Linked DNA regions of Homo sapiens: region 2 is linked to region 1. Evidence: read pairs that join two places in POLR2A ChIA-PET (ENCODE). Cell type or tissue: MCF 10A. All regions are shown on one strand. Each heading gives the region's core, and the rest is flanking DNA. Links, peaks and the distances in the headings are about the cores only.

Region 1 (10,719 bases), core at 1,895-9,894:
TACAGGCGTGCTCCACCACACCAGGCTAAATTTTTATATTTTTAGTAGAGACGGGGTTTCACCATATTGGCCAGGTTGGTCTCCAACTCCTGACCTCGTGATCTGCCTGCCTGGGCCCCCCAAAGTGCTGGGATTACAGGTGTGAGCCACCGCACCCAGCCTTATTTTATTTTATTTATGTATTTATTTGAGACAGGGTTTCACTCTGTTACCCAGGCTGGAGTGCAGCGGTGCAATCATGGTTCACTGCAACCTCTAGCTTCCAAGCTCAAGTGATCCTCCCACCTCAGCCTCCTAAGTAGCTGGGACTGTAGGCATGTGCCACCACACCCAGCTAATTTTTTTTTTTTTGAGAGGGAGTCTTGCTCTGTTGCCCAGGCTGGAGTGCAGTGGCACAATCTCGGCTCATTGCAACCTCTGCCTCCCAGGTTCAAGCAATTCTCCTTCCTCAGCCTCCCAAACAGCTGGGATGACAAGGATGTGCCAACACGCCCAGCTAATTTCTGTATTTTTAGTAGAGACGGGGTTTCACCATGTTGGCCAGGCTGGTCTTGAACTCCTGACATCAGGTGATCTGCCCACCTCAGTCTCCGAAAGTGCTGAGATTACAGGCGTGTGCCAGTGCACCCAGCCAGACCCAGATAATTTTTGTATTATTTGTAGAGATGGAGTTTCTCTCTTTCTCTTTTTTTTTATTTTTACCTTTCACCTTTTTATTGGCCTCCTGCTCCTCAAAGTGTACCCTGTTTCTTCTGGCTTAATGTCTCAGAACTTTGGTGTCGTTGGTCTCACACACCTCTTTACCATCCACTATCTGGGGGGTGGTGGTCTTATGGATGGTTTGCATGGAGTTGCTGCTGTCCAGGGCATCACAAAGATTGAAGTCCTCGTCGTCGTCTAGCAGGTGGCGATAGGTGGCGATCTCAGCCTCCTGATTGACCTTGATGTTTAGCAAGGACCCGTTCTCCTGGTCCTGGCGCTGCCCCTCTGCCTGGGAGATGGAGTTTTACAATGTTGCCCAGGGTGATCTCGAAATCCTGATCTCAAGTGATCCACCTGCCTCAGCCTCCCAAAGTGTTGGGATTACAGGCGTGAGCCACCATGCCCAGCTGCACTTTTTTTTTTTTTTTTTTTTGAGATAGTTTCTCTCTTGTTGCCCAGGCTGGAGTGCAATGGCTCAATCTTGGTTCACTGCAGCCTCCATCTGCCCAGTTCAAGCGATTCTCCTGCCTCATCCTCCCAAGTAGCTGGAACTACAGGTGTGCGCCACCACGCCCAGCTAATTTTTGTATTTTTAGTAGAGACAGGTTTCACCATGTTGGCCAGGATGGTCTCGATCTCTTGACCTCGTGATCTGCCTGCCTTGGCCTCCCAAAGTGCTGGGATTACACGTGTGAGCCACCGCGCCTGGCCCCAGCTAATTTTTTGTATTTTTAGTAGAGACGGGGTTTTGCCATGTTGGCCAGGCTGGTCTCGAACTCCTGGCCTCAGGTGATCCACCCACCTTGGCCTCCCAAAGGGCTGGTATTACAGGCGTGAGCCACCACTCCCAGCCCCAGCCACCCATTTTAAATAATCGTGAAAGTTTTAGGGATTCGACTATCATATAAATTCTGTGCTTCGTTTTGTGCAGGGCCCTCCCAAAAGTTATTTCCTCTTTTGGAAAGGATGTCACTACTGGCCACAGTACCCCTGGTATTTAAGTCAATGATGTTGTCCACCCATCCCAGTCTGTCTTTGTAGTGTGCCAGTTGGGATGACTCCATAGCTACGCACAGGCATCTGGTTACTTCCTTATGTCTTCTAGTGTAGCCATGCCCAAGCATTTACATATTGAAATTTTGTATCTTATTTACCTTATTTTATTATAAATTAAATGCCATTTATTTCTCCTTTATATTAGGTCATTGTATTGTGGAGTTTCATTTTTGGAATTATGTGCATAAGTGGGTTATTTTCTATATTAATTTCTTTTTTTATCTTCAACTTTTAAGTTCTGGGGTGCATGTGCAGGATGTTTAGGTTTGTTACATAGGTAAACATGTGCTACGCTGGTTTGCTGCACAGATCATCCCATCGTCTGGGTATTAAGCCCAGCATCCATTAACTGTTCTTCCTGATGCTCTCCCTCCCCCCTCAACCTCCCCGCTCCCATGAATTTCATTTCAGGAGAACAGAGAGAGTATTACAAAATGTTTGGTTAAAAGGAGGGTAATGGGCACGATCCAGTTGAAAATGACTGAGCAGACAAGGATATGGCCCTAATCACCATCCCCTTCACATTTGGTGTGGCTTTGCATGAGATCTTAAACTCTTTAGGAAAGAGCTGCTTTTTTTTTTTTTTTTTTTTTGAGACGGAGTCTCGCTCTGTCGCCCAGGCTGGAGTGCAGTGGCGCCATCTCGGCTCACTGCAAGCTCCGCCTCTCGGGTTCACGCCATTCTCCCACCTCAGCCTCCCGAGTAGCTGGGACTACAGGCACCCGCCACCATGCCCAGCTAATTTTTTCTATTTTTAGTAGAGACCGGGTTTCACTGTGTTAGCCAGGATGGTCTCAATCTCCTGACCTCATGATCCGCCCGCCTCGGCCTCCCAAAGTGCTGGGATTACAGGCGTGAGCCACCGCGCCCGGCCGAAAGAGCTGCTTTTACACACTAGTTAGCATTCAGTGTGTATTTGGTTTAGAGAAAGGCCAGCAAAAAAATCATCCAGGAACCAGGCACGGTGGCTCACGCCTGTAATCCCAGCACTTTGGAAGGTCGAGGTGGGAGGATTGCTTGAGCCCAGGAATTCGAGACCAGCCTGGGCAACATGGTGAAACTCTTTCTCTACAAAATAAATACAAAAGCTAGCCGGGCATGGTGGTGCACTCCTGTAGTCCCAGCTGCTTAGGAGGCTGAGGTGGGAGGATGGTTTATGCCTGGGAGGTTGCATTGAGCCTGAGATCGTGCCAATGTACTCCAGCCTGGGTGACAGAGGGAGACCTGGTCTCAAAAAAAAAAAAAAAAAAAAAAAAAAGCAAAAACAGCAAAGGGATTATCCAGAGCAGGCAGAGGATAGCTCCTTTGTCCCAGATCCCTTGCGGGTATAAGCAACCTCCACTTCCTGGATCATAAGTAGCAAGGAACACCCAGCCACAAAAACCTGCCCAGTTACTCAGTGTGTCAGAGGCGTTTAAACCAGAGCGACTCCATCTTGAATAGGGGCTGGGTAAAAAGAGGCTGAGACCTACAGGGCTGCATTCCCAGGAGGTTAGGCATTCTAAGTCACAGGATGAGATGGGAGGTCTGCACAAGATACGGATCACAAAGACCTTGCTGATAGAACAGGTTGCGGTAAAGAAGCTGGCCAAATCCCACCATAACCAAGATGGCGACGAGAGCGACCTCTGGTCGTCCTCGCTGCTCATGATACGCTAATTATAATTCATTGGCATGCTAAAAGACACTCCCAGCGGCAGCATGACAATTTACAAATGCCATGGGAATGTCAGGAGGCTACCCTACATGGTCTAAAAGAGGGAAGAACCCTTGATTCCGAGACTTGCCCACCCCTTTCCCAGAAAACTCATGAATAATCCACCCCTTGTTTACCATATAATCAAGAAATAACTATAAGTATCCTTAGTCCAGCAGCCCAAGCTGCTGCTCTGCCTATGGAGTAGCCGTTCTTTATTCTTTTACTTTCTTAATAAACTTGCTTTCACTTTATGGATTCGCCTCTAATTTTTTCTTGTGCAAGATCCAAGAACCCTCTCTTGAGGTCTCGATTGGGACCCCTTTCCGGTGTTAAAGCAAACTAAATATGGCCTGAGAAGGACTCCGTATTTCTATATTTGAATCCTTGTGGGTGAACCAAAACCTAGCTTAATAGGTAGACAATATTGAAAACCTAACCTAGAAGTATGCACCTGTAACAATAGCTAGGTCTTGGCCAATGCCTGTGGCCATACTTCAGCCATTCATACACTGCTGAGTGTTCAAAGTCTGTTCAAATAAGGGAAACAACGAGGTGTAACCAATCCAGCTGTTCTTTACCTTACTTCCAAATTCTGTACGTCATTTCCCATTTTTTGTCTATAAACCTTCTTCCACCACGTGGCTACGCTGGAATCTCTGAATCTGCTGTGATTCTGGGGGCTACCCAATTTGCAAATTGTCATTGCTTAATTAAACGCCATTAAATTTAATTCGGCTGAAGTTTTTCTTTTATCACCGGTAACAACTGCGCAGAGAACAGCTGCAGACACTAAATGGAACTGAAGAGCACAAGCCCTGCCTGGGAAGGTCCGGAGGGTGGGAGGATGCTGAGTGGGGAGGAGGGGGTGCAGGGGCGCGGGGGTGTCTCTGAATGCAAATAGACATTGCCAGGCTAGGTGCAGTGGTTCATGCCTGTAATCGCAACACTTTGGGAGGCCAAGGCGGGCGGATCATTTGAGGTCAGGAGTTCAAGACCAGCCTGGCCAATATGGTGAAACCCTGTCTCTACTAAAAAATACAAAAATTAGCCGGGCATGGTGGTGGGCGCCTGCAATCCCAGCTACTCAGGAAGCTAAGGCAGGAGAATCGCTTAAACCCGGGAGGGAGAGGTTGCAGTGAGCTGAGATCGTGCCATTGCACTCCAGCCTGGGTGACAGAGCAAGACTCCGTCTCAAAAAAAAAAAAAAAAATATATATATATATATAGCAAATAGACATTGCCCTCCCCCTTTTCCCTGGAAAGTATCTCAGAAGATTCATCTTTTCTGTTTGGCATTCATTATGGTTTTCCAAGGCCCACAGGAGGTCCTCCCTTCTTCAGTCCTATGATGATGAGGACTTCTCAACAGTCCTATCCATTCCACTCCATAAAAGTTCTTGCCTATGTAAATTTTCCTCTGGGGATCGTCAGGCCTCCCCTCTTCTTGCCAATTCAGGACTGCCAACCCACCCTTTCAAATCCTGGCTTTGGACTTGATGTTTCAAAGCTTTCCTTCCTTCTTTGTTTGCCCTTTCCCGAGACTCAATACCAGTTCGCCTTTGCACCATGACCCAGAGCACAGGCCTAACCCACCCTCACTGGAGAATCAATTTCGGTATTTTCCATTGCCTCATAACTGCTGACCGATCATGTCCTCTTTCAAGCCCAGACCTGACTCCCAAGCTCCTGGCCTGGGCTAGAATCCAAGGCCCTATTTGCCAAGGAGAAGAGGTTGGACAGTTTTTCCAGCTGCTGCCTTGCTGAAACCAGAGCCTCATACCCGGTACCCTGACCTCATCAGTCCCATAGTTTGCATTACTCGTCTCTCAGAGGTGAGGAAGGGCTTTCACCACCAATATAACATTTTTTTTTCACTTTTGGAAAAGAAATTAAGAGCATCCAGTGTCCAGTGTCTACCTCCAAGAGGAATAGCCCTGTTGGAAAACCTAAATTAGCCATTTGGGCAGCTCTCCTATGTATTCTGCAAAGTCCTATTCTTTAGGGCATTTCTTGGGTTTGTACTGACCCACTGAATTTAAATGCTAGTGATAGAATCCAAGATTATATTCGAGATATCACTCCTTCCTTACACCTCAAACACAAACCAACAAAAACCCAGACATTTGCTAGGTGTAAAAGTCCATTAGAATTCTGAATACAATTTGATTTTTTTTCTTTTGATTATTTAGAAAGTATCTAGAGTATTGTGTCATGCAGTGGATTTTCTGGCAAATAAGAAGTCCATTCTGACTTGCCTTTAAGCCGCCTTCTACTTTGGATTCCTTTCCTCCTCTTTCTTCCCCATTGGTCACCTTTCCCTACAAAAATGATCAAGCTCCAATTCCCATCCTTCTCCCTGTCTGTGTCTTGCAAATTTCACAAGCCTCTGGTGTCAAAAGCATGTTGATGGCCCAGTCACTGCTGCTCCTGCAAAGCAGTCAACTAGGTTCCTGGAGCTCCAGCCTTCCTGGCTTCCCCAGGGAGATGAGAGTAAGCTCTGGTTTCAACAATGTGGGGGATGTCTTAGGGTAGGGAGAGGCTCAACTTCGAGTTGCAGCTGGTTTGTCCTAGGGTATTTAAAATCAAACATATGTGGCTGGGCAAGGTGGCTCACGCCTGTAATCCCAGTACTTTTTAGGAGGCCGAAGCAGGTGGATTACCTGAGGTTGGGAGTTTGAGACGTGCCTGACCAACATGGAGAAACTCCGTCTCTACTAAAAATACAAAATTAGCGGGGCGTGGTGGCACATGCCTGTAATCCCAGCTACTCGGGAAGCTGAGGCAAGAGAATCCCTTGAACCCGGGAGGCAGAGGTTGCGGTGAGCTAAGATCGCACCATTGCACTCTAGCCTGGGCAACAAGAGTGAAACTCCATCTCAAAAAAAAAAATCAAACATATGTTGCCTTGATTAATTTTCTCCCAAAACCCTCTCCTGTCTGGACTGCATAGGAGATTCATATTCCTTCTATTAACACAGCGTTCATCCTGTTTCTTATAAACGAATCTGTTTTGCCCCGTGCTTAGCACGTGAGCCTGCCCATGTTCCTTGCTCACAGTTGCATGACAAAGCATCCTACCTCAACTGACAACCATTGCTGGCAGGCCCAAATTGCCGGGAGGTTTCTTGGCGCCTCAGGGGATGGGAGCAGGATGAAAATTCAGCTCACCCAGCCTCATTACAATTAGGATTATTACTCGTGTCTCCATGCCCAGCCTGTCAGGCTGGGAGTGCCCGAGGAAGTGAGATTTGCTAATTCTTTAAATATTGAGTCAGCAAGGTATGACCTAAATAGTAACTCTCTATTAAATAGAACTTTAATTACAAAACAACAGCAATAACAATAAGAGCAAATCTGTTTTTCCAGTCTAGATATTATTATCTAGGTCAGGCCAGATAACCAGATTTACTGTACAGACTTCATGGGGCTGCTTTTGGAATATGTACAGCACCATAACCACCCTGATGTTCCTGTTTCCAGGCCATCAAGTTCAAATCGAAATCTGAGAATTCCTATCAGGAAAGCTCATGACCGCCCTTTGAGAGATTTTGTAAAATTGAGCAAAGCACATCCTGACAGATATTTAGATATAGTGCTACAGGCCATTTTGACAAAAGCAGATCATGAAACTATATTTTAAAAATCAATTTTTTTTTGAGACAGAGTCTCATTCTGTCACTCAGGCTGGAGTGCAGTGCCACAATCTCAGCTCACCGCAACCTCTGCCTCCCAGGTTCAAGCGATTCTCCTGCCTCAGCCGCCCAAGTAGCTGGGACTACAGGCCTCTGCCACTATGCCCGGCTAATTTTGTATTTTCAGTAGAGATAGGGGTTTCACCATGTTGGCCAAGCTGGTCTGGAACTCCTGACTTCAAGTGATCTGCCTGCCTCAAAGTCAGGAGTTCAAGACCAGCCTGGCCAACATGATGAAACCCCATCTCTACCAAAAATACAAAAAATTAGCCAGGTGTGGTGGCCTGCACCTGTAGTTCCAGTTAATTGGGAGGCTGAGGCAGGAATTGCCTGAACTCAGGAGACAGAGGTTGCAGTGAGCTGAGATTGCGCCACTGCACTCCAGCCTGGGCGACAGAGCAAGACTCCATCTCAAACCCAAACAAACAAACAAACAAACAAACCAAAAGACCTTTGAAGGGAAAATGATAATATGATAATATGAAGGGCAAAATTGTGATCCATCTGGCTTGGTTTATTATGTTTTTTCCCCCAGAATCCAGTCCCAATCAAAGTGTGTAAACAGCACATAAGACTGTGTTACCTGGGTCGGGCACATTGGCTCACGCCTGTAATCCTAGCACTTTGGGAGGCTGAGGTGGGCAGATCACCTGAGGTCAGGAGTTCGAGACCAGCCTGGCTAATATGGTGAAACCCTGTCTCTACTAAAAATACAAAAATTAGCTGGGCATGATGGTGGGCGCCTGTAATCCCAGCTACTTGGGAGGCTGAGGCAGGAGAATCACTTGAACTCAGGAGGCGGAGGTTGCAGTGAGCCGAGATCGTACCACTGCACTCCAGCCTGGGCGACAGAGCAAGACTCCGTCAAAAAGAATAAATAAATAAAGACTGTGTTACCTGCACTTCTGCCATTCACCATTCCAAGGAACTGCCTGTTGGGCCCAGGCGTTTCCAGAAAAAAAGTGAAGTGCAGATGACTAGGTGAAGCTCAGGATTTTGGGGAGGGTGAAACTACTCTGTATGATATTATAATGCAGATACATGCACGTCATTTTACATTTGTCCAAGCCCATAACGTACGATACCAAGAGTGAACCTTAATATAAACTATGGGCTTTGAGTGATGATGTTGTACAGGCCCATTGATGGTAATGTTACTGGAAAGGGGTCCCAGTTCTGACCCCGACAGAGGGTTCTTGGATCTCGCACAAGAAAGAATTTGAAGCCAAGCCATAGAGGAAAGTGAAAGCAAGTTTATTAGGAAAGTAAAGGAATAAAGAATGGCTGTTCCATAGGCAGAACAGCCCCGAGGTCTGCTAGCTGGCAACTTTTATGGTCATTTCCTGATTATATGCTAAACCAGGGATGGATTATTCATGAGTTTTCTGGAAAGGAGTGGGCAATTCCTGGAACTGAGGGTTCCTTCCTTTTTTAGACCATATAGGGTAACTTCTGGACATTGCCATGGCATTTGTAAGCTGTCATGCCACTGATGGGAGTGTCTTTTAGCATGCTAATACATTATAATGAGCATGTAATGAGCAATGAGGATGACCAGAGATCACTTTCATCCCCATCTTGGTTTTGGTGGGATTTGACCAGCTTCTTTACCACATCATTTTATCAGCAAGGTCTTTGTGACCTGTATCTTGTGCCGACCTCCTATCTCATCCTGTGATTAAGAATGCCTTAACCTCCTGGGAATATAGCCAGTAGGTCTCAGCCAGCAGGTCTCAGCCTTATTTTACCCAGCTCCTGTTCAAGATGGAGTAGCTCTCGTTCAAATGCCTCTGACAGTAACAAAGGTACCACTCGGGCGGGGGATATTGATAATGGGGGAGGCTGTCCTATATGGGGGCAATAGGTATATGAGAAGTCTCTGTATCTTCCTCAGTTTTGATGCAAACTTAAAACTGTTCTAAATTATTAAAGTCTATTGGAATAAAGAAAAATGCAAAGTGCTGGTACTAGTGCCTTAATTATAAAATGCCTTACCTACATTTCTCATAGCCCCAAAGTACTATCTCTCCATTGAGGACGATCAGATAACCTTCTAATTAAAAGGTTGGGCCGGGCACGGTTGCTCATGCCTGTAATCCCAGCACTTTAGGAGGCTGAGGCGAGAGGATCACCTTAGGTCGGGAGTTCAAGATCAGCCTGGCCAACATAGCGAAACCCCGTCTCTACTAAAATACAAAAATTAGCCAGGCATGGTGCTGGGTGCCTGTAATCCCAGCTATTCAGGAGACAGAAGCTAAAGAATTGCCTGAACCCGGGAGGTGGAGGTTGCAGTGAGCCGAGATTGTGCCACTGCACTGCACTCCAGCCTGAACGACAGAGCAGGACTCTGTTCAAAAAACAAACAAACAAACAAACAAAAAAAGTTGCTGAAGAAACTAAAATACATCACAAAAAGCTCCCCCCACCTTTTTTTTTTTTTGAGATGAGGCCTTGCTCTGTCGCCCAGGCTGGAGTACAGTGGCATGACCTCGGCTCACTGTAGCCTCCACCTCCTGGGTTCAAATAATTCTCCTGCTTCAGCCTCCCAAGTAGCTGGGATTAAAGGTATCTGCCCAGCTAGTTTTTGTATTTTTAGTAGAGACAGTGTTTCTCCGTGTTGGCCAGGCTGGTCCTGAACTCCTGACCTCGGATGATCCGCCTGCCTCGGCCTTCCAAAGTGCTAGGATTACAGGCGTCAGCCACTGCACCCAGCCTGCCCCGCTAATTTTTGTATTTTTAGTAGAGACAGGGTTTCGCCATGTTGGTCTGGGGCCAGGCTGGTCTTGAACTCCTGGCCTCAAGTGATTCCCCCAAAGTGCTAGGAAAACAGGCATGAGCTACCATGCCCAGCCCAAATCACTTATTTTTCATATAAATTAGAGTGTATTCTAGATTATCTTTATATCATCACTCACATTCGTTGACTCATTCAACAAACATTTATGGAGTGCCCACACACATGAACAAAGCAAAGCACCTGCCCTTGGAAAGCTTATGCTCTTAAACAACAGACTGGTAAACAAATATATAACCTAGTGCAGGGTAGCAGTAAGTGCAAGGTAAGGAGACAGTTACCCAGGTGACCCAAGATAGTTTTACTAAGGAATGTAAATAGTACATTTTGGGTGGAGACTTTATGGAGTAAGAGGGAGTCATGCAAAAATCAGAAGGAAGGCCAGGTGTTGTGGCTCAAGCCTGTAATCCCAGAAGTTTGGGAGGCCAAGGCAAGTGGACCACTTGAGGCCAGGAGTTCGAGACCAGCCTGGCCAACACAGTGAAACCCCGTATCTACTTAACATACAAAATTTAGCTGGGCATGGTGGTGGGCAACTCTAATCCCAACTACTTGGGAGGCTGAGGCATGAGAATTACTTGAACCCGGGAGGTGGAGGGTGCTGTGAGCTGAGATCACGCCACTGCACTCCAGCCACAGCGACAGAGTGAGATCATCTTAAAACACAACAAACAAACAAAAAAATCTAAAGGAAGGGAACCAGCACACCAACCCTGAGGTGGTGTATGAGTTAGGAGGATTTTTGCCCTTGGCAGTACAATATCCACTGAAGGATG
Region 2 (10,719 bases), core at 1,823-9,822, 61 kb before region 1:
GCAAGAATCTTATTAATCTCAATTTCCAGCCTGAAACAGGAGACCAGGTGCGGTGGCTCATGCCTGTAATCCCAGCACTTTGGGAGGCCAAGGCAGGTGGATCCCTTGAGCCCAGGAGTAAGAGACCAGTCTGAGCAACATGGTAAAACCATCTCTACAAAAAATAAAAACATCAGCTGGGTGTGGTGGCACACATCTGTAATCCCAGCTACTTGCAAGGCTGAGGCAGGAGGACTGCTTGAGCCTGGAAGGTAGAGGCTGCAGTGAGCTGTGATCACCCCACCCCACTCCAGCCCAGGAGACAGAGCAAGACTCTGTCTCAGAGAGGGGAAAAAAAAAACACAGGAAAAATTACTAAAGAGCATTCTAGCTAGTCTCCTCTCTAAGAAAGATCTTCTGATCAAGAAGGAAAGACATTTTAGGAGGGACAGGCCCATCCTTTCAATTTATCTAGCTAAGCTTAACATTTTATTCAATGTGAGTTATGTTTCTTAAACTTTGGCCCTTGTGACTGGAGCTATTCAAACTTTTTTTTTTTTTTTTTGAGACGTAGTCTCACTCTGTCGCCCAAGCTGGAGTGCAGTGCTGTGATATCGGCTCACTGCAACCTCCGCCTCCCGGGTTCAAGCAATTCTCCTGCCCCAGCCTCCCAGGTAGCTGGGACTACAGGCATGCGCCGCCACGCCCAGCTAATTTTTGTAGTTTTAGTAGAGATGGGGTTTCACCATATTGGCCAGGCTGGTCTCAAACTCCAGATCTTGTGATCTGCCCGCCTCAGCCTCCCAAAGTGCTGGGATTACAGGTGTGAGCCACCACACCCGGCCTCACACAAACTTCAAAAGGACACATCATCAATGTTCCCAGGGGAGTGACAAGAACTTAAACATTCATGAGTAAGAGCAATGTTCACAGGTATGCCCAGCTCAGTGGGAATGTCATCATCCAAATCAGTCACTAGCCACCACAGTAAGGTGGGCTTTTCAAACATTATCATCATTTTTGAAATTAGCCAAAAAAAAAAATCAAACCTTAAACATTGTTCAATTCAATAATTCGAGTCTCATTTTTAAACATACCATGTCTACAATCTTCATCAGCTTGCACATAATTTTTCTGCAAAACAAAAATACAAGATAAAATTAAGTATTTCAAGAGCTGCTTTTAACAGAGATGTTGTCAAAGGGAAACTTGGCTTTGTTTCAAAGTTTAATCATTAATGTTGTAAACTTACTATTCACAGAGCAAAGCTAACACATGTGCCCTCTGAGGATTACAGGGCACTCTACAAATAAACGTCACAGTATACTTCCTAGTCCATGGACCCCCACTCCTACTTCTCACCTTCTCTAACCCTAACTCATCAGCACCTCCCTCCCCGCCAAAAGCTTTACTGAGAAAACTGAAGCCACAAGAAGAGAATTTTCATAGACTGTCACCACCACGTCTCCCCACTTCCCAGCATACACTCTGTCTTCCTTCTACCTGTTAACAGACATACTACCATGCTCCTTTCTAAAGTCAACCTACGCCTGTGCAGATCAACTCAGCCGCCTACGCAGGTATGGCACTCCAGCAAGCCTCCTCGACTTGTCCTACATCATTAATTTTTTGCTTTTGATTGGTTCATTTCTATACAGAAATACAGTTATTTCTCCCATCTAAAAAAATATTTCCCTTGACTTTATCTCTCCCACTAGCTACCATTCCTTTTTCTTTTTCCTTTTCCTTTCTCTTTTTTTTCTTTAGTGTCTCTTCATGGCAAAACTCCTCAAGAGTTGTCTATGTTGATGTATTTCAATTCCTTCCCCCAATTCTCTCCTAAGCCCTCTTTTTAAGCAGACTTTCACCCACTACTCCAAGGAAGCCACTCTCAAGAGATCACCAGTGACCTCCACTGCATCCATGTGGACCCACACGATTCACATGTGCCCACTCAGACACATTCTCATGGCTTTCTTGGCAGCTGCTGACACTACTCCTCATTTCCTCACTTGGACACACTTCCTTCCTTCACGCGGCTACCAGGACTCCTTCCTCTCACACTTTCCCCTTTCCTCAGGGTTGCTCTTTAGGTTGCTTTGCTGGTTGTTGCTCTGCTCCCCAACCTCTTGACACTGCAGCAGCCCAAGACTCGGCCCTCAGTCCTCGCCTCTTCTCTATGATGCTCATTTTCCCTTGGTGATTCTACGCTGGCTCAAGACATCATATAGCACTTCTATCCCACAGTCTTCAATGAATCTCTCTCCCAAATTCCATACGTGCATATCTGACTGCTTACTCAGCATCTTCAGCTGGGTATCTGAATGACATCTCAAACTCAGTACGTCCAAAACTGAACTCCCACCTTCCCCCACAAAACCTCCTCCCCAGCTGTAGCCTTCTAACCTCAGTTGAAGGAAACATCATTCTTCCAATTGCTCAGACAAAAAGTATCGAGGTAAGTAACTGCGACTGCTCCCCCTCATTCCCTGCATTCAATACATTAGGAAACCTGATTGCTTCTATTTTCAATGTATAAACCAAAACCTAGTTACTTCTCACTATCTCCACTGCTACCATTTTGATCTGAGCCACTCTGGCCTGGATTATTCTAATAGTCTCCAATCTAGTCTCCTTGCATCAACGCTTATCCCTTTACAGTTTATTCTCAGCACAAAAGTCAAACAATTTCTGTTAAATTAGATCACACCACTCCTCTGCCCAAAGCCCTGCAATAGCTCCCCAACTCACAGAGAATAAAAACCAAAGTCTTTATCACGAGCCAGCAGGCCCCACAGGCTTTGGTCCTCCCACCTCTCCACCGCGTGCACTCTACTCTGGCCACACTAACTCCTAGCTGCTACTCAAGCACAGCAGGCATGCTTCTGCTGCTGGGTCTGTTTCCATTGCCTGCAATGCTCTTCCTCCAGTTTTACACATGGCTCACCCCCTTGCCTCTGGTTATCACCTTCTCAATGAGGCCTGCCTTGACCACTCTATTTAAAATTGTAACCACATCTCTAACCCCAATATTCCCAATCTCCCCTGCCCTGTTCTCCTTTTTTCATGCGGTTACTACCTTTTAACAATCTATGGTGGGGTTTTTTTTTTGGTTTTTGTTTTTTGTTGTTTTTTTTTTTTTTAAGACGGAGTCTCGGAGTCTCGCCCTGTTGCCCAGGCTGGAGGGCAGTGGTGCAACCTCGGCTCCCTGCAACCTCTGCCTCCTGGGTTCAAGCGATCCTCCTGGCTCAGCCTCCTGAGTAGCTGGGATTATAGGCACGCGCTACCACGCCTGGCTAATTTTTGTATTTTTAGTAGAGACAGGGTTTCACCATGTTGGTTAGGCCAACTCAAACTCCTGACCTCATGATCCACCTGGCTTGGCCTCCCAAAGTGCTGGGATTACAGGTATGAGCCACCACGCCCAGCCGGTGTTTATTTTTTATAATGCTTATTGTTTATTTTCTGTTCCCCTACTAGAAAAAGTATCATAAAGAAGAGACTTTTCTTTCTCTTTCATCAATATATATAACAAGAACCTAGAACAGTGTCTAGTACACAGTACATACTCAATAAATACTTGTTGAGTGAGTGCATAATCCAAAATGCCCTAAAGTAGAACAGTTTTCAAGGTTCAAAAACGTAGTTACCTTGCCATCAAATATATTCAGCAATCACCAGCCACTTCACTCACATCTCTTTGGCCCAGAATTAGCTATTTGTATCGTCACCCCTCAATGAAAAAGGCCATTTTACATAGTTCAGCATTGGCTTATTGACAGTGTTTACTCACCAGTTGCAAAAATGAGGCAATTCTGTAGAGAAGACTCTCGATTTTGATGCGTTCTATTTCCAATGGACAAGGCCCTGTGAAGTCTGCCATGGAGTACTGGCCAAGAGAAAGAAGGGCCTCTGTGCAGTGCTTGAGGGCCATTTCATAGTCCTGCCTCTTAAGTGATTCACATGCTTGTTCACATGACTTTTCAGCTCTTCTGTCTTCCATGACTCAGGGACAAAAATCCTACAGACAGGGAGAAAGAACAAGAGAAGGTTTTTTAAACTTATTAATTATAAATTCTAGCCCCATTCCTATCTCAGCTGGCTTAATTATCTATCTGAATACTCTCAGCTAGCCTTTTGATCAAGGTCACAGCTAAGCAGCAGCTATTGATGCTACAAAATCTATACTTCTCTTTGATATTTTATGAAGTCTTTACTAAGATTCAAGCAAAATGTCAATCATAAGCCAGGATCATACCAACAATATAACAAATTTATAAATGAGGCAAATTTAGAAATGAAACATGACTGTGAATACCGCAAAGTATACAACAAACCATAAAGGATCCCCTTTCTTAACCAAAGGGACAGAAACGTTTCATATCCAAATCTCCAAATTTCAGTTTCCTAATTTCAGTCTCACAGTTCTGTGACCATGATTGCAAAAAACCAAAATCTATACCATGCAGGATTATTTCCCACCAATTAAAAAACTGGTTGGAACTGTATGAACTGTCCATTAATTCAATTCAACAAACATTTCTCGAGGGCCAGGCCCTGTGCTAGCAGCAATGAATGCAAAGACAGGGCATGTCATCTCTGCTTTCAAGAAACTCAGATTCTAGCAAGACAGGCAAAGCACAAATGAACAATTACAAAAAAGACTTATTCCATCTGCCTAAAGGCATGAGCTGATTGCAAAAGGTGAACAGGAGTTCACCATACAGATGACAGGGAGAGCAAATGTGAGCTTTTCAGAGAGACGAGTTCAAGTGAAATCACCAAGGGGAGAAAATACACAGCCTAAACTCAAGGTACATCAGAGGAGTAAGAGAAGCTATGAATGACCTCAAATGCCACAACAAGAAGCAAGGGTTTTATTCCACAGGCAATGGAACACGATGAAATTTTTTAAATACGGAAGGAATCTATCAAACATAAGTCCTACCAGTTCTATAAAGAACTGGTTAGAAATAGAAGAAATCACAGCTTGCCACAGGGGAAGAAATGGCAAACATTGCCATTAGTAAGAGATCACTAAAATAGTCCAAGTAAGAAATAGCAGGAGTTTACACGTTGTTTCTCCCTAGCTATAACACTCATGGCAGGGGTGGAAAACTTGGACACAGAAGACCGACATCCTTTGACCTGACATTCACAATACTGCTCCAAAGAGTCACTCTTGCTGACCATCTCTGTCAAACTTACAGATTGCTTTCCGTGCCTGCATCCACCTTCTCTCTCTCCTGCTCCTCCCTACCTTCCACCTTAACCGCTGGCCTTACGGTACTTCTTTGTCCCTTCCGCCTGCCTCCAGCCTACATATATGTTCTCTGCCAGCCTTCTCGGCTTTTATAATGACACATGGGCCCTGCCCTCTCCTCGCTGTGCTGTAACCATCTGCTGCCAATAAACTGCAGTGCAAGATGAGGGGAGAAAAGTCATTGATGGGCAGCTCATAGAGAGCAGCAGGAGGCAAGATGACAGACATCTGAAGAGGTCTAAGCCCCTTCAGCTTTTGAGATTCTTGGTCTACCAAAACAGTAGAAATAGCTAGGGAATGAGATAAGGGAGAGTTCAAAAAGGACTTCAACAGTATTTGTCAGCATTTGTTCAATATTGGGGATTTACACATGTGGTACAATATAACATTCCCTACTTTTCTCAGTTTGGAATTTTTAATTTTAACACTTTTTTTTGAGACAGGGTCTCACTCTGTTACCTAGGCTCGAGTAGAGTGGCACAATCACTGCTCACTGCAGCCTCGACTTGCCAGGCTCAAGCAATCCTTCTAACTCAGCATCTTGAGTAGCTGGGACTACAGGCATGCACCACCATGTCCCGCTAAATCGTTATTTTATTTTATTTTTGTATTGACAGGGTCTCCCTATGTTGCCCAGCCTGGTATCAAAACTCCTGGGCTCAAGCTGTCCTCCCGCTTCAGCCAACCAAAGTGCTAGGATTACAGGTGTGAGCCACTGCACCAAGCCTAAACTAACACTTTTAATATAAAAAAAGAAGAAATTTAATTGTGTTATTAAGATAACTCCCCCCCCCCCAAAAAAAAAGAGTACTGTATTCTTGGTCTTTTACATGGTTTCCCTTTAAACTTCCTCAGCTTTCCTTCAGGGAGGCTGTAATTCCCAGTTTAGTTTAAGGGTAAGGGGATTTAAATAAGACACAGTTGGTATGCATGCCTGTTACACAAACATACATTGATGTGGGTGAAATCAATTGTTCAATAAAAGTCAAAAATAATTTCTGTATCACTACAGCAATGTTGCCCATTAGACAAAGAGTGGCATTACAAAATTACTAACTCATGATATAGTCCAGATATAAAATATCAACACTATTAACATTTTGGGCTCAATAATTTTTTGCTGTGGGCCATTCTGTGCATTGTAGGTTATTGAGCAGTCATTATCCCTAGTCCTCACCAGCAGATGTCAGTAGCACGTCCCCTGACTTGTGACAACCAAATATGTCTCCAGTAAATGTCTGGAGAAGGCAAAATCAGCTCTAGTTGAGAACTACTAATATAGACAAGCATACACTGCTTGCCAGATAACAGCAACACAAGATTCATAAAGTCCATGGATACCAGAGGCCCTAGAATTAGCAAATCTTCCCTACAGAACTCCCAGCCCACATCCAGACCAATAATACAAAAAGAAGTCGTAAGAAAACAAAGCTAATAATGCACCAGCTAAAATCTTTCTTAGGAATGAGTATAGCACAGTGATCCAGAGCACAGACTGGGAACCAGAATTCACCAGCTGCACCACTCTCCAGCTGCATAGCCTGGGGCAAGTGGCTTTACATGGATTATTTCAACTTGCTCACCTCTAAACTGGGAAGACAACTAATACCTACCTCCTAGGGTTACTGCAAGGATTAAGTGAAATAATACCTATAAAGTACTTAAAAGAATGCCTGGGACATAAGTGCTCAATAAGTGTTAGCTATTATAATGTCTCTAAAATTCCTTATTTTCACTTTATATAAAGTTTTTTGTTGTTGTTGTTGCTGTTTTTTGTGTTTTTTTTTTTTTTTTTAAGAGACAGAGTCTCGCTGCGCAGCCCATGCTGGGAGTGTAGTCGTGCAATCATAGCTCCTGCTGCCACACACTTGGGAATCATCCTCCTTCCTTGGCCTCCCAAAAAGCTGGGACTACAAGTGCATGCCACCACAACCGGCTAATTTTTTTTTTATTTTTTTGTAGAGACAGGGTTTCAATGTGTGGCCTAGCCTAGTCTTAAACTCTTGGCCTCAAAAGATCATCCCAACTTGGCCTCCCAAATGCTGGGATTACAGGCGTGAGCCACTGTACCCAGCCTACATAAAGCTGAAATCACTTTACTGATCTCAACATACAATACGGTATAGACAATGAAGTATTATTCTATGTAATTACTTTACCTACTTGACAGAGGATTTTCACCTATTTTCTCCATCTCAATACACTGGTAATGATTATCCAAAGAATAGCCATTGGAGAAAAAAGTATATCTGCAAGTCACTGACAAGGACTAGCTAAACCGTAAATCTGGCTATGAGGGATGATCACAAAGATTAATATCAACAATGATTCCCAAACATATTAGCCAGGGAGAGCTCGGTAACATTAATATGTAAGTAGAGATTAAGCGCAGAACTATGAATTTCAGGAGCTTTGAGAGGAAATGACTCAATTTACGACCCTTCCTCAGAAGTGGATATCTACCCCAATTACCTTTGTTAATCAGGGCCTGATGACTAGTTTCCAAGATCTACCTGAATCACAGTAGGGTCACTTAGCTGTAGTGTGGAACTCAATACAACGCATGCTCCGTTCAGCTGTTTTGTCGAGCTTTTCAGAAAACAGCATGACCTTACTGCACCCACTCCTTCTGAAGAAGCTAAAGTGGTTTATCAAGCATAAAAGCAAAACTGTCTGTCAAAGTCAAAATGAGAAAACATCTCAGGCCATGCTAAAATGGACTATGGATAATACGCAGTGAGAGATCTAGAAGTACTTCTAAATGAGGCCAGCTCCCAGATACACTTCAAGAGTGTAGCTGACACCCCTGCCTAGGACACATCGATACATCTGTATCTATTGTATGTGATCCTGCTACCTGAACGTAACAGCCAGATCCAAGGGCAGATACTGACTAAGTGAGGCCGGGCACGGTGGCTCACGCCTGTAATCCCAGCACTTTGGGAGGCCGAGGCGAGTGGATCATGAGGTCAGGAGATCGAGCCCATCCTGGCTAACACGGTGAAACCCCATCTCTACTAAAAATACAAAAAAAAAAAAAAAAAAATTAGCCTGGCATGGTTGCGGGCGCCTGTAGTCCCAGCTACTCGGGAGGCTGAGGAAGGAGAATGGCATGAACCCGGGAGGCAGAGCTTGCAGTGAGCCGAGATCGCGCCACTGCACTCCAGCCTGGGCAACAGAGCGAGATTCCGTCTCAAAAAAGAAAAAAAGAAGATACTAAGTTGGGTCTCTAAGGATTTTTCCCACAGGGACAGAGTGGCCCAGGGAATGGAAGTCGCTGGAGCTGAGTCACATTAAGCACATTAAGCACACCAATGTAGGAAGAAGCATCACATTCGCCCATTGCTGAGGTCCGCCCCATCTGTCTTGACTCTTTCTCTTCCTGTTAAAAATTATCCAAACTTGGCCGGGCGTGGTGGCTCACGCCTGTAATCCCAGCACTTTGGGAGGCTGAGGCGGACAGATCACCTGAGCTCAGGAGTTTGAGACCATCCTGGCTAACAAAGTGAAACCCCGTCTCTATTAAAAATACAAAAAATTAGCCGGATGTGGTAGCACATGCCTGTAGTCCCAGCTACTCGGGAGGCTGAGGCAGGAGAATCACTTGAACCCAGGAGGCGAAGGTTGCAGTGAGCTGAGATTGCGCCATTGCACTCCAGCCTGGGCGACAGAGCAAGACTCCCTCTCAAAGAAAAAAAAAATATCCAAACTTTTATCAAAGGAACATAAAACACTAATTTCCTTTAAACTCCTATCCCTGTGAGAAACACTGACTTGGAGGATGTGACTTCACAAGCAAGAAAGCTGAAATCAGAAACCAGGACTCTAATCCAAATCCACTAACTCCTCTGATCTGTTGCTGACCTATAAAAAGAGACTAATACCATGCAATGAACGTTAGTTGTTCTGCCACCAAATACCCATTCCCTTCCCTGGTAATAAAAGCCCACGATTTCCCTTCGAGAATTCACCTCTCCCCATCTCTCAGACCATGTGGTTCCTGAAGAGCTAACTCCACCAGGGATGTGGGGTGGCATGTGACACTAACTGGCCAATCCGAGCCTCACAGCCCTGAACACAGGGATTGGCTCAGGGTAGGCCATATGACCCTGTAAGAGCCAATGAGACACCATGAGACTCGCTGAGGCTTCTGGGAAAGAAACTGAAGCTCCTTGCAGCTGAATCTAAATTCTGAGAAACTACAGGGGGTTGAATATACCGCAGCCATTTTTCTTACAGTGTCAGCAACTGAAGTCTATACAGGAAAAGGCAGAGCTGATTCACAGGGAGAAACTAAGTCCTGATGACATCACCTGACCCCTGAATCCAGCTCTGGCTAGCTGTGCCTGGACTTCGAAGTTAGGTAAGCCAAGAAACTTTTTTCCAGCTTAAGTCAGTTTAGGTTGATATTTCAGGCAGTTGGAACCAAGACAGTCTTAATTTAGATAATCTGATCAGTACCAAATGAGCTGATAATTGTCTTGTAAAATAGTGTATACACGATTATTAATAACAATGATCATGTTATTTATTACTAATAACAGTAAGTGTAAAGAGAAAAAATAAGTGAGCATGGGAGACAAATGGCTTAGTGTGATATATGATTCTTCTGTGTCTTAAAAATATAAGCCTAGGTTTCCATGCCCATAGTGCTCATGCAAACATGGTGAACGTTGCTAAAACCCGCCGGACTTTCTGTAAGAAGTGTGGCAAGCACCAACCCCACAAAACGACACAGTACAAGGGCAAGGATTCTCTGTATGCCCAGGGAAAGCAGCGTTATGACATGAAACAGAGTGGCTATGGTGGGCAAACTAAGCCGATCTTCCGGAAGAAGGCTAAAACTACAAAGACGACTGTGCTAAGACTTGAGTGCGTTGAGCCCAAACAGATCTAAGAGAATGCTGGCTATTAAAAAGATGCAAGCATTTTGAACTGGAAGGAGATAAGAGAAAGGGTCAAGTGATCCAGTTCTATGTGTCATCTTTTATTATGAAGACAATAAAATCTTGAGTTTATGTTTAAAAAATTACATATATATATAAGCCCAAAGCATTTGTTTTAACAACTTATAAAGTTACTTCAGTAATAACAAGAAGCTTTTACTGAAGGTTCATCGTGTGCCAGATGTTTAAAAGATTATATGTACGTAATCTAATTTAATCCTCACAATGACCCTATAAAGTAGATATTAGAATTGTTATTATCATTCCCATTCACAGATGAGGAAACTGAAGCACAGAGTTAACTTATCCAGTTACACTGTAAACGACAGAGGCAGGATTCAAATCCAGGCAGCCCGACAACTCCTACTTTTACCACGACACTGATTCTGAGCCCACAAGCAACTAAGGTTCTAATGCTATTCCAACAGAGTAAAAACTCAAAGTCCAGCACTCCCAAAAGCACCAAATGTGACAGTGAAATATCACCTTTTAATTCTGAAACAGGGTTAACATAGTTCTGCATTATAAAAA

Evidence for each region. Peaks named below come from ENCODE experiments on the same cell type or tissue, not always from the same donor. Only the 100,000 strongest peaks of a DNase experiment are listed, where the experiment ranks them.
Region 2: POLR2A ChIA-PET joins it to region 1 with 20 read pairs; 8 of 35 experiments call an interaction of 5 or more read pairs at or near these places.

What each region holds. Positions count from the first base shown.
Region 1 is chr17:67,275,358-67,286,076 of GRCh38, forward strand. No RefSeq gene overlaps it. Among named protein-coding and RNA genes, the nearest start is that of HELZ, 36 kb to the left of the region's middle. In MCF 10A, for the core only: no CTCF peak of the experiment used is centred there; DNase peaks (open chromatin) are centred at 5,164 and 6,604.
Region 2 is chr17:67,214,823-67,225,541 of GRCh38, forward strand. It overlaps HELZ (helicase with zinc finger), which reads right to left. Exons shown (of 33, transcript NM_014877.4): 4 at 3,773-4,000; 5 at 1,077-1,113. The coding sequence starts at 3,982. It also overlaps the pseudogene RPL36AP48. Among named protein-coding and RNA genes, the nearest start is that of HELZ-AS1, 25 kb to the right of the region's middle. RefSeq lists an enhancer at 9,191-9,485. In MCF 10A, for the core only: a CTCF peak has its summit at 6,450 (motif pointing right); a DNase peak (open chromatin) is centred at 6,439.